Linked DNA regions of Homo sapiens: region 1 is linked to region 2. The links are chromatin contacts, found by Hi-C in ENCODE. All regions are on one chromosome and are shown on one strand. Each heading gives the region's core, a stretch centred on a gene start or an enhancer-like site at or near the end of the contact. The rest is flanking DNA. Distances are from core to core; before and after follow the strand shown.

The links. Hi-C counts contacts between places; a loop is a spot of excess contacts on that map. Pooled maps may share reads with other maps.
Region 1: a pooled map shows a loop between it and region 2 (6-fold over the local background). The contact joins the promoter of ABI1 here to the promoter of SKIDA1 in region 2. A Hi-C loop is called at or near these places in 2 of 168 maps with a recorded cell type or tissue (CD8-positive, alpha-beta T cell and naive thymus-derived CD4-positive, alpha-beta T cell) and 8 of 50 pooled maps.

What each region holds. Positions count from the first base shown.
Region 1 is chr10:26,858,503-26,863,644 of GRCh38, forward strand. ABI1 (abl interactor 1) reads right to left here and starts at 2,456. Exons shown (of 11, transcript NM_001012750.3): 1 at 2,245-2,456. The coding sequence starts at 2,361. RefSeq lists silencers at 1,829-1,978, 2,089-2,178 and an enhancer at 2,499-2,698.
Region 2 is chr10:21,522,160-21,527,195 of GRCh38, forward strand. It overlaps SKIDA1 (SKI/DACH domain containing 1), which reads right to left and starts at 3,523. Exons shown (of 4, transcript NM_207371.4): 1 at 3,388-3,523; 2 at 1,524-1,712. RefSeq lists enhancers at 2,915-3,558, 3,559-4,202 and silencers at 3,858-4,277, 4,398-4,547, 4,993-5,036.

The sequences.
Region 1 (5,142 bases), core at 1,206-3,705, 5.3 Mb after region 2:
TAGGATTATACCCCACCCCGCCCCCACAAAAAAAGAAAAAAAAAAAAAAAAAAAAAAAAAACGGGGCCACTGACTGTGGCTATTCGTGCACCATGGCACTAACATTTTATAAAGTGAGAGACTGTATGAAAAATAACATGACTTAATTAGAGATATTAGCAATGAAGTTTTAAAGTGCTTCAAAGTTACATGATTGTAGCAAGAGGAGTAAAGGAAAGGGGTCAGAGAGGGGTAAAAAAAAAGCATTACAACATACAACTACCTGAAAAAGTAATAGTACACAGACAGGTTAAAACACGTTTACAGTTACTAACAGTTGCCAACACATAGTTACCACACTATATACTTGTCAGATTTCCCAACATGCAAAACAAAAAGGAGCCACCCCTGTATGAAGCACTTATCTACTGACTTCTACAGAGAACACATAACTTTTCTGGAAAGCGAGAAATTAAACTTACTGTGCTCTCCTTTTGGCTTTCAAAAATCTTTAAAACTTTCAGCAAATTAAGGTTCTCCTCAATTTCAAGGCTTTTCATGTTAAGTTGAATAAAAGTTGCCTATTTTTAATATCGATAAACTACGAGATCACTTTTATATTTGCAAACCATATCCACATCCCTACTAGATTTTTAAAAGTTTTTCGAAGGGCTAAATATAAAGTTTGCACAAAGTGATACAGTAGATGTGGCAGGCATTCAACAAGTTCACTTATCAGGAGAATTCCTAAAGTGAAAGCTTGAAAAAAAAATTGTGAAGATAAATTCCGAGTAGTGCTACTGAAGATACAATGTTACTAACATGAAAACTGAGAAATATTCAAAACATTCTGAAAACAGCATCTCCCTCTAAAAATAAAGAGGGGAAGCATTTGCCAACACAGAAACATCGGTTCTTAAAAATTATAATCACATGGGAGACATTTCTATAAACAATTTAGTTCTGAATTGCAATAACCCTAACCTTTCAAAGCACGTTTTGGCCTTGCCTTACCAAAAGCAAGAGCATTCCTGGTGCCTTTATATTTATACAAAGGACTGTGCTACTTTGTTTCTAGCGCAAACTGTTGGTTTACACAGTTAAAGATCTTCAAAACAAACTACCACACACAATTCACTTCCAATCATCCAAAGAGAAACGAACAAACAAGCATCTGTCACAAAGTCCCAAGAGTTTTCTAATTTACAATAACAGATATTTTTACGTTGTAGTTCAGAGGCTACCTCTGTTCGTTTCTGTATTTGGATTCACATACTATACATTTACTTAGCTTGTTAAGAGAGAAACCTCAGAAAATAAGCAACCGGCGATGACACCAGTCTATTTTAAGTTACTTATGAAGCCTACAGCTCAAGAACTTTTGGGAGAAGGGAGGGTAAGCCGTTTTTCCAAGGAGTTAAGAACAATTCGTGTTTGATAATTAATGATAGCAGCCCTAACAACCTCTTAGAATACATTATGGTGGGGCGGAAGTGAAAACGATGAGAGGGGGAAAAAAATAAAAAAAACCCGACTTGAAAATGGACAAGCAGACAGATTTACAAACCTTCAATTAAAGGAATTTTAAGATGAACTTCTCTCAAACGCCCTCCCTCACTCCCCACACCCGCTTCCTCCTCTCCTCCGGGAGGTCGGTGTAATGTGACTCATGACAAATTTTTTTTAAATAAATAAATAAATAAAAGACACACCCTCTGGGGGCTGAAACTGACATAATCGCCCCCACCCCACCCTCCGCCGACACACAACACACACCCCGCTGGTCCTCTCCCTTCTGCGGCTTCAGCCTCGTCCCTGCCCTCTCCTCTCCCCTCTCCCGTCCTGGACCTCCTCTCCCGGCGCAGAGAGGCGGCGCGGCGGCAGCTCGGGGGTATTCCGGGACTCCAGCCCTGCGGACTGGAGGCTACCTGGGGGGCGCGCGACCCCGGTGGCCGGGCCCTGGGGGAAGCGGACGCGAGGGGGGCGCCGGGCTGCGGCAGCGGCGGGCTCCCGGCTCCCTCGCCCATTTTCTCTCTCCCCTTCTATCGGTTTCCACCACCACAGCCACTTCCTGTATCGCAGCCCGACTCCCTCAGCCCGGCCACTCGCTCTGTCCCCGGTTGGGGCTGGGGTTGGGGCTGCGGTAGGGGCTCGGGTTGGTGGCAGCCGCTGAGGTCAGGGCAGTTCCCCACCCCGCCCAGTGGGCTGGTCACTCCGGCGGGTCCTCGACCCGGCCAGCGCCCGCCGGCCGCCAGAGCGCCTCACCTGTATGTAGTTGTTTTCACAGTAGTCTGCCACCCGAGTCAGGTTCTGGTAACTCTCGATCAGCGCCCTCTTGCCAGACGGGATCTCCTCCTCTAGTAACATCTGCAGCTCTGCCATTTTCCACCCCTCTGCATCGCTTCCTCTCGCGTTAAAGAGACAGAGGCAGCAAGGTCCGCCGAGGCTCCGAGCACCTCACAGCCCGGATACAAACCGCCTACCCGCCCTCCCGCCTGGTATTGTGGGACGGCACCTCCTCCCCTTCCTCCTCACTCTCTCCAGCCCCCCTCCACCCCCTTCGTGCAGCCGCCTGAACCTCGTTCTCTCGCGAGCGTTTATTTCTCCCACCCCCACGGACCGCGGGATTTTTTTTTTCTTTCGCACTGTCTTCTGGGAATTGTAGTCTCTCCTAGGCTAGGCGGCCCGTCCAAAGCGCATGCGCCCAGACACCTCCGAAAACCAACGCGGCAGAGCGCAGAAAGCGGAGACCGAGGGTGGAGGGAGGGGGCGGTGTTGGGGGGAAGTCCGGAGTTTCCTCACAGCTCCGGAAGGTGGCGCCACAGGGTGATACTGGGGGAATGAAATCGGTTCCCCAAGTTTCATGTGAAACTTGGCAGAACTTGGTTAATTAGGAAATGTCAGTGAATCAAGGACACCCATTCAGAGAAGGATTAAAAAGGGGACAGAGTACGGAAAACTAGATTTTTACTTCCTCTGCCTTCTTAGAAATAAAGCGAGTCAGGCTTTACTTTCTGAAGTTCCGCCCCCATCAATTCATTTAAAATTTAGCAAACATTTCTTGATTGCCAGCTGTTTACCAAGCAGCGTACTAGACACTGGGGGTACAAGTTGAGTACGAATACTCCGTACCCTTAAAGACTCAATTATAAAATAAACATACATAGCTTGTAGTGCTTTCCTGTCCTAATTTCTCTTTTCTCTGACTCTCCTTATCATGTAATCTTCCTACACTTTTAAGGTCATGTGCACGTTTTTTTAGGGGTGGGAGTTGTTTGCTTGTTTGAGACAGGATCTCACTGTTACCCAGCCTGGAGTACAGGGGCACAATCATGGGTCTCTGCAGCCTAGACCTCCTAAAGTCAAGCGATCCTCCTGCCTCAGCCTCCAGAGTAACTGGGACTACAAGCGTCGGTCACTACACCTGGCTGAGCTTTTTAATTTTTTATAGCGACAGGGATCAAATTATGTTGCCCTCGCTCGTCTCGAACCCCTGGCCTCAAGCAATCCTTCTGCCTCAACCTCCCAAACTGCTAGGATTACAATCATGAGCCACCCACCCTGATCCTTCGTTTTTTGCTCCTGGATTTTTGTTTTGTTTTGTTTTTATCACCTGCTTTGGAATAGTCTCAAAAGGCCCTATATTTCAAGCTCTTCACTTCAACAGGAACATTAAATGCTTCGGATATAATCAGCTATGAAAAGTGTTGTCCAAAGACTTTGGACATATGTTCATGTATCTCCATAAAGTCATTTAGAATCAAAATAACTAGGAGTAAAAACATCACTCAACCAAATTAAAAATTGCCAGCACCAGGTATTTATTGAATATTGCCTTTACTGGGGCCTTATTCAGGGCCCCAGGGAACCAGTTTCCCTCTTCGACCTCTGAAAGGAAAAACTCAGTTTCCTACTAAAAACGTTAACTTCCCCTTGCCACCAGATTCTCCATCAAGGAATCTATCAAAAGATAACTATTATACCTATTCCAGATATTATGGAAAGTAATACATTTATTATCTGGAATAGGTGTAATAGTTATCTTTTGATATTTATCGTTAACCCAAACACGACTTAATCCAAGTTATTAAAATTTAATGTATTATTGATCTTGGTCTCTACTTGAGGTTTAACTGTAGAAATCACTCAGTTTGTATATATTCAAATATTGACACATTTCAACAACATTGGGGAAGTGATTAGGGAGGTGATACTAATTTACTATTTTCAACGTACTGTCCATGCAGTTGAGCAATGAATGAATAATAATGATGATGATGATAAATACAAATAAAAAGTACTGTCAGATTTCTTCTCACAACTCTGAGAGACAGATAATATAAATATTATTTTCCTTCCTTATCAAATAAGGAAATTTAAGCTTAGATAGGTTAAGGAGTTTAGCTAAGGGCACTGAAAATGCCGTCAAGTTTCCTAGGTTACTGATTGATATGGTTTGGATCTGCATCCCTGCCAAATCTCATGTTGAATTGTAATCCCTAATGTTGGAGTTGGGACCTGGGGGAAGCGGGAGTGGATCATGGAGCAGATTTCTCACGAATGGTTATGCAGCATCCTGTTGGAACTCTCCTTATGATCTCGAGTGAGTTCTCCTGAGATCTGGTCATTTAAAAGTGTATGACAGCCCAGTGCAGTGGCTTGTGCCTGTAATCCCAGCACTTTGGGAGACCAAGGTGGGAGAATCCACTTGACTCCCAAAATGGGAGACCAACATGACGAACTACTCCCGCTTGAGTTCCAGACCACCCCGAGCAACATGGCAAAAACCCGTCTCTACAAAAAACACGAAAAATTAGCCAGGTGTGGTAGTGAGCACCTGTAGACTCAGCTACTTGGGAGGCTGAAGTAGGAGGATTGCTTGAGCCTGGAAGGCACAGATTGCAGTGAGCCAAGATCACAGCACTGCACTCTAGCCTGGGTGACAGAAGGAAACCATGTCTAAAAAATGAAATAAATGTATATGACACCTCCCCGCCTGCCTCCTGCTCCCCTCCTGCCACATGAGACATTTCTCTTCCCCTTTGCCTTCCTGCCATTTTGGAAGCTTCCTGAAGCCTCCCAGAAGCAGAAGCAGCTATGCTTCTGGTACAGCCTTCAGAGCCAGGAACCAATTAAACCTCTTTTCTTTATGAATTACCCAGT
Region 2 (5,036 bases), core at 2,273-4,772:
CTACACTACAACTGTCATATAATTAAAGTATTGAAGAGCATTAAAATAATCCTTTTCCTTCCAAGCTTTCACCCATACATACATAATTTAAATGAGGATCACAGCCACCCCCCCCCCCCCCCCCCCCCCCCCGCCACCAGCTCTTCACCATATACGTTTGTTTTAGTGATTGCTGGGCACATTTTGTTCAAAGTGAATTCAGACAGAAAAGAGTAAGGAACATCACAAAGGCCTCAACAATGTAAGTATGCTGGTTAAAAGAATAAAAGCCCCTTGTGCTATTAACTAAAAGTAACTATAATATTCACAAGATAAAAGTTTAAAATAATAATAAAGTCTCATATGGCTGAATTAGTTGAGGATATAAGACAATAAAATCTCAACAGTTCTTTAGCTAAGTTTATCTAATATCACATCTTCTCTGCTTTTTGGGATGGGAAAATGGGAATGAAGGAGTAGAAAATGGCTAAATTGAGAAACAAATGATAACTTAGTATATTTCCTTTAATTTTTTTTCTTTCTGGTTCATTTGAACAAATCAGGGTAAGTCTCCAAAAGGGCCCATCCCTCTGTTCTTAGGCATTTAAAAACCCTGTCTTTAACAGAAGTTTGGGACACAGGGTATATGCCATGTTGTCTACTGACCCATAATCAAAATGCAGTGACCTTCTACCCTTTTTTTGCCCCCTGACCCATCTTGAATTCAATGCAGCCTTTATAAATTTGCAAATCCTTGGAGGTAAAGGGGTTTTTGTGAGGCTTTGTTCTGAAAAAGCCCTAAGAGTGTGCTTTCTAAATTAGACAAAGGTAAAGCAACAAATCCTAGTGGATGAGATTTTACACAGGTGAGCAATAGGCACCTCCAGATAACATATATTGCAAGCTAAAAACCAGTTATAAACATAGGAGACAAGGAGGTTATAGATTGCATCAAATTAGAGTGAGGTACAAATCACTTTCATGATGTAAGAAACGGCTAGGCCACAATCTTCCTGCTCTTCTCATCTCAAGGGCTGTGGGGGACCCTAGTGACCAAGGAAGGAATGGGGTGGGGGGAAGGGGGCAGGGAGGAAAAGAAAGGAGTGAGACTTGATCTGAATCTGTGGGCACATTCCCTTATCTTTCCTGCTATCAGCCAGTTTAAAGGACACCATAATTATGATGGTGATAAAACAATGCCTGCTTATGTGTGCTGAATAAATAAAGAATGTTTACAGCTCAAGAATCTTTTAATTCCAATTAAATGCTATCAAAGAAAAGCCACTTTTCCTACTGCAACCGCCTTTCCCCCCAATTATCTTGTTTTGTTGTAATATTTTCCTATGAGACACATGGGCCTTTCACAATTGATCCTGAATGCAAAAGAAAAAAAATCAGAGAAAGTAGAGTTTGACCTTCAGATATTAAATAATACACAAATATCCAGAACCACAATTTGTTAGGGTTGCCCAAGTTTTTGTTTATTTTACACAAGGGCCAAACATATAGAGACTGAAGTGGTGACACCAAGTGTTGAGGCCTACCTATGGGCTGCTCAGCCATACTGAAATCCTGAGCCACCACGAGGGGAGAGAGGAGAGACAAGACATGAGGAGCCTGATGGTCTCTGGAAAGGGAATCCTCTTCTGGTTCTGTTCCCCTGGCTTCAGCCCAAATCCTTCTGGGAGCACTGGAGCCAATCACTGTCTTTCACTGCTGCAGCTACTGGGAACCTACAAAAAAGCGGGAGATAAAAAAAAAAAAAAAAAAATCACAAGTTCGAATTTATGGATACACAAGTATCATTTCATATTCATGACATCAGCAAATCACATCATAATCAGATTTGAGCAAGGTTTGGACACTAAGACCCAAAAGACTGGACACTCAACACTGACAGTATCACATATTAACCAGAAAATTCGCTTTTTTGTTATGGAATCATAGGGTGAAAATTAAGTCTTTTAACTTTGAAAAGCTTACTTTTCACTTCTGAGGCCAATTTTTACACTAATAAATTTCAAGTAAACGTCTCTTTTAAAGTTGTTCCACAACATTTTAATTCAAACTTCTATTTCCTTTCTCAGTTGGGGTAGTGTTTTGTTTGTGTTTTAAAAAAACACATGGCACAACAAACGTTATGGAAAACGCACTCATTCCGTTAAATGCCGATACAAACCTGCCTTTTACTACATCTGTCTAAGCAGCGCATTGCTAAGTATAAACTTAAAAAAATTTTTTTTTCTCAAAGACATATCTATTATTTCTTGGCAAATACTATTTGGTGATGTGGTGCAAAAACACAATGGTAAAAAATTTCGGGGTATTTGTAAGTTTTCTGGAGAGTTGCAGGCCCCTTTCCTTTTGAAAGTTTAGAGCTCCAATACCCTCAATTCTACTGGCAGAATTAGGATGGACTTAGAGGGTCCTAAACGTGACCGATTCACTAAGGCGGGGGGGGGGGGGGGCTACAGCTTGCAGCAACGTGCTCTGCAACTTAATCCTACGCTAAAAGAGGGCAGAGAGCGAAAAAGAATGGAATACAAACTCTCCCGACATCCGTAGTTACTTTCAAGGTGGATTGTGTATTTTAAGGCTGATGGGAACGTCTGGTTTGTGGAGCAAAAAGAAGAGAAGGTAAGTGTTTGTCCTTGTATCCACCAGTTCGTAGAGAAACAATGAAAGAACAAAGGGAACCACTTCCCCATCTGAACATTTTCTGTATCTCCCTCCGTTTCAAGCCAAAAAGCTTGGGAAGGGATTCGCTTTACTCTACCTTAAGTAGTGGTTGCTGGCTTGTTGAACTAAGAATGAGAAAAAAGTTGAGAGGCAGATATAGACTAAATAATAATAAAAAAGGCTTGCTGTGGCGGATCTCCACCGCGCCAGTGTCAGCAACTTGCAGCAGAAGTTGCTCAATGCACGGAGGCAAAGCCCAAGAAATACCCTTTGCACACCAGATTTCGAACTCAGTCATTTAAATAGACTTTCTTGCTGTTTGAAGGGGTTTCTGCGCACAAAATGTGTAGGTAGTGGCTATGGGAGAGATGTACTATTTAGGTCGAAAAATGATCTCATGGCTATCTGGAAAAGAATTTTTAAAAAGGAAAGGGGATTCAAGTATCACGTTACTGTTTGCTAATAGAAGAAATGGCAGCACTGGCTGGGAAAGGAGAGGGATTCGTATTGAAATGCATTTGCTTTGGGGTACGCTGGTTATCCGCAAGTCTGGCTTTGTGGGTCTGCGTGGCTGAATAAGTGACCAAGTGCCTTCGGCATTATATAAACGGATCGATGTGTGCGGGAGTCCCCAAAGCCGTCGAGCACGTGAAACGCGACTTTTTACTGCCCTCCAAGCGGCGACCAAGCCCCGCTCCACCCCACCCCGCCTCAAAATCCGTATATTACCTGCCCTGTTACAGTGACACATGTTTATGTTTATAGTCCTGGTTTGTAGTAGTGTCAAGAACCGCAGCAAGAGGAAGGGGAGGAGAGAGGAGAGGGAGGAGTAAATTCAACCACCCCCACTTGTTGTTAAAGCAAATTTACTGCGTTATTGCAAGCTCAGGACGGGGGGCTGGGATGAGAGTTGAGAGGAAGGGTTGAGTTGGGAAGTGTGTTGGCGGTGGAAGGTGGGGGTGGGGTTAAGAGCTCCGCAATGGAGCTCCTCTCCCCAGCAGCCCAGGAAAAGCAGCTCGGTCAATAGGGGAGCATGCTGGCGCGGTCGAAAACAAAAAGGTTCCTCCTGCTCGCTGCGTTCACGTGGGGGGCTCTGCACGCGGGGCTCCAGGGCCGTGACCCCTGACCCCGGCTCCTCTCCGCGCTCTCCGGTGCCGCGCGGCCACTTTTTACCCAGGATCCCTCGCGCGGGCCGCGCTCGTGCCGAGCTGGAGTCCTTCCTAATCCTCCATTCCCGGCTCTCGCTCCCCGCCCCCGCCGCCAGCCCCGGGGGAGGATTCTCCGGCGGGGAACCCCCGCCCCACCCCCACCCCGACTGCCCCGGCGGAGTCGGCCGCAGCGAGTCCGCGCGGGGCGGGGAGGGCCGGGCCGGGCCTCCCCTACCGCGCCGGGCCTGCGAGGGAGGGGAGGGACGGGGAGCCGAGGGGAGGGGGCGCCGGCCTCCCGGCTCAGCTGCCCCACTGAGGCCTGGACCTGTTGACTGCGATTGGCCCGCCTCATCCCGCGCCCTCTCTCTGCTCGCAGCGGCCCCAGCCCTTCCGCGGCGTCGCGGGGAGGAAATGGGGATGGCTGTCCTCCTCTCCGCCTCCTTCTAACTTTCCTTTTTTTATTTGGGTGTGTTGGGGGGGGTGCTGAGAAAGCCCAGGCAACTCCACCGCCGCCCCATCCTGCCTCCGAAAGTCTCGTCACGCCCGACCCGCCGCCGCCCTCCCAGCCCCCATGACTTAAAACCGCCTCCCCTCCTCGCAGCGGCGCCCCGGCCCGGAGCCCGAGAGCCCTCGACGCCCCCGCCGCGCCTCCCCCGCCTGGCCTGGCCCAGCGGCGTCCCCAGCGAATTGTGTCGCTTTTCTGCCCTGGAAGCTCCCTCGGCCACGTTCCACTTTTTTTCCCAGTCCCAGGAGGCGTAAGATAAAACCTCTGATTTGCTGCGTGCTGCCGGGCACATTCTCTGCCCTCTCGTCCGAAGGACGAGTTTAAAATGGAGAGTTTAAAATAATAGCATTTACAGGAGGAAATAAAGAGCGAGGAGATGGTTCTTTGGCCGGTTTTAAGACATACATGCTTTTTTTTTCTTTTAATACAAGATGTCTTAAGGGTTAAAAGCGTTCTAGGGTTTGCTGTATTTCCTTCTAGATTTGGGGTTTCCTGAGGAAATCTTTTCCGGAGGGAAATAGCAAATCAACATTAAGATGGAAGCGAGACTTCTCAGCCACTTTTGGAAATGAAGGGGGAAATTGTAAAAATACATTCAGAAAAGGGCGCGAAGGCGGCGGCTGAGGGGAAGAAGCTGGAGTCTTGGGAGGAAGCGCAGTGGGTTGGAATCGGGGGAAGGAGGGCCCGCTAGGTCCGGGCGGGGAAGAAGGCGTGCGGGCGGCGGG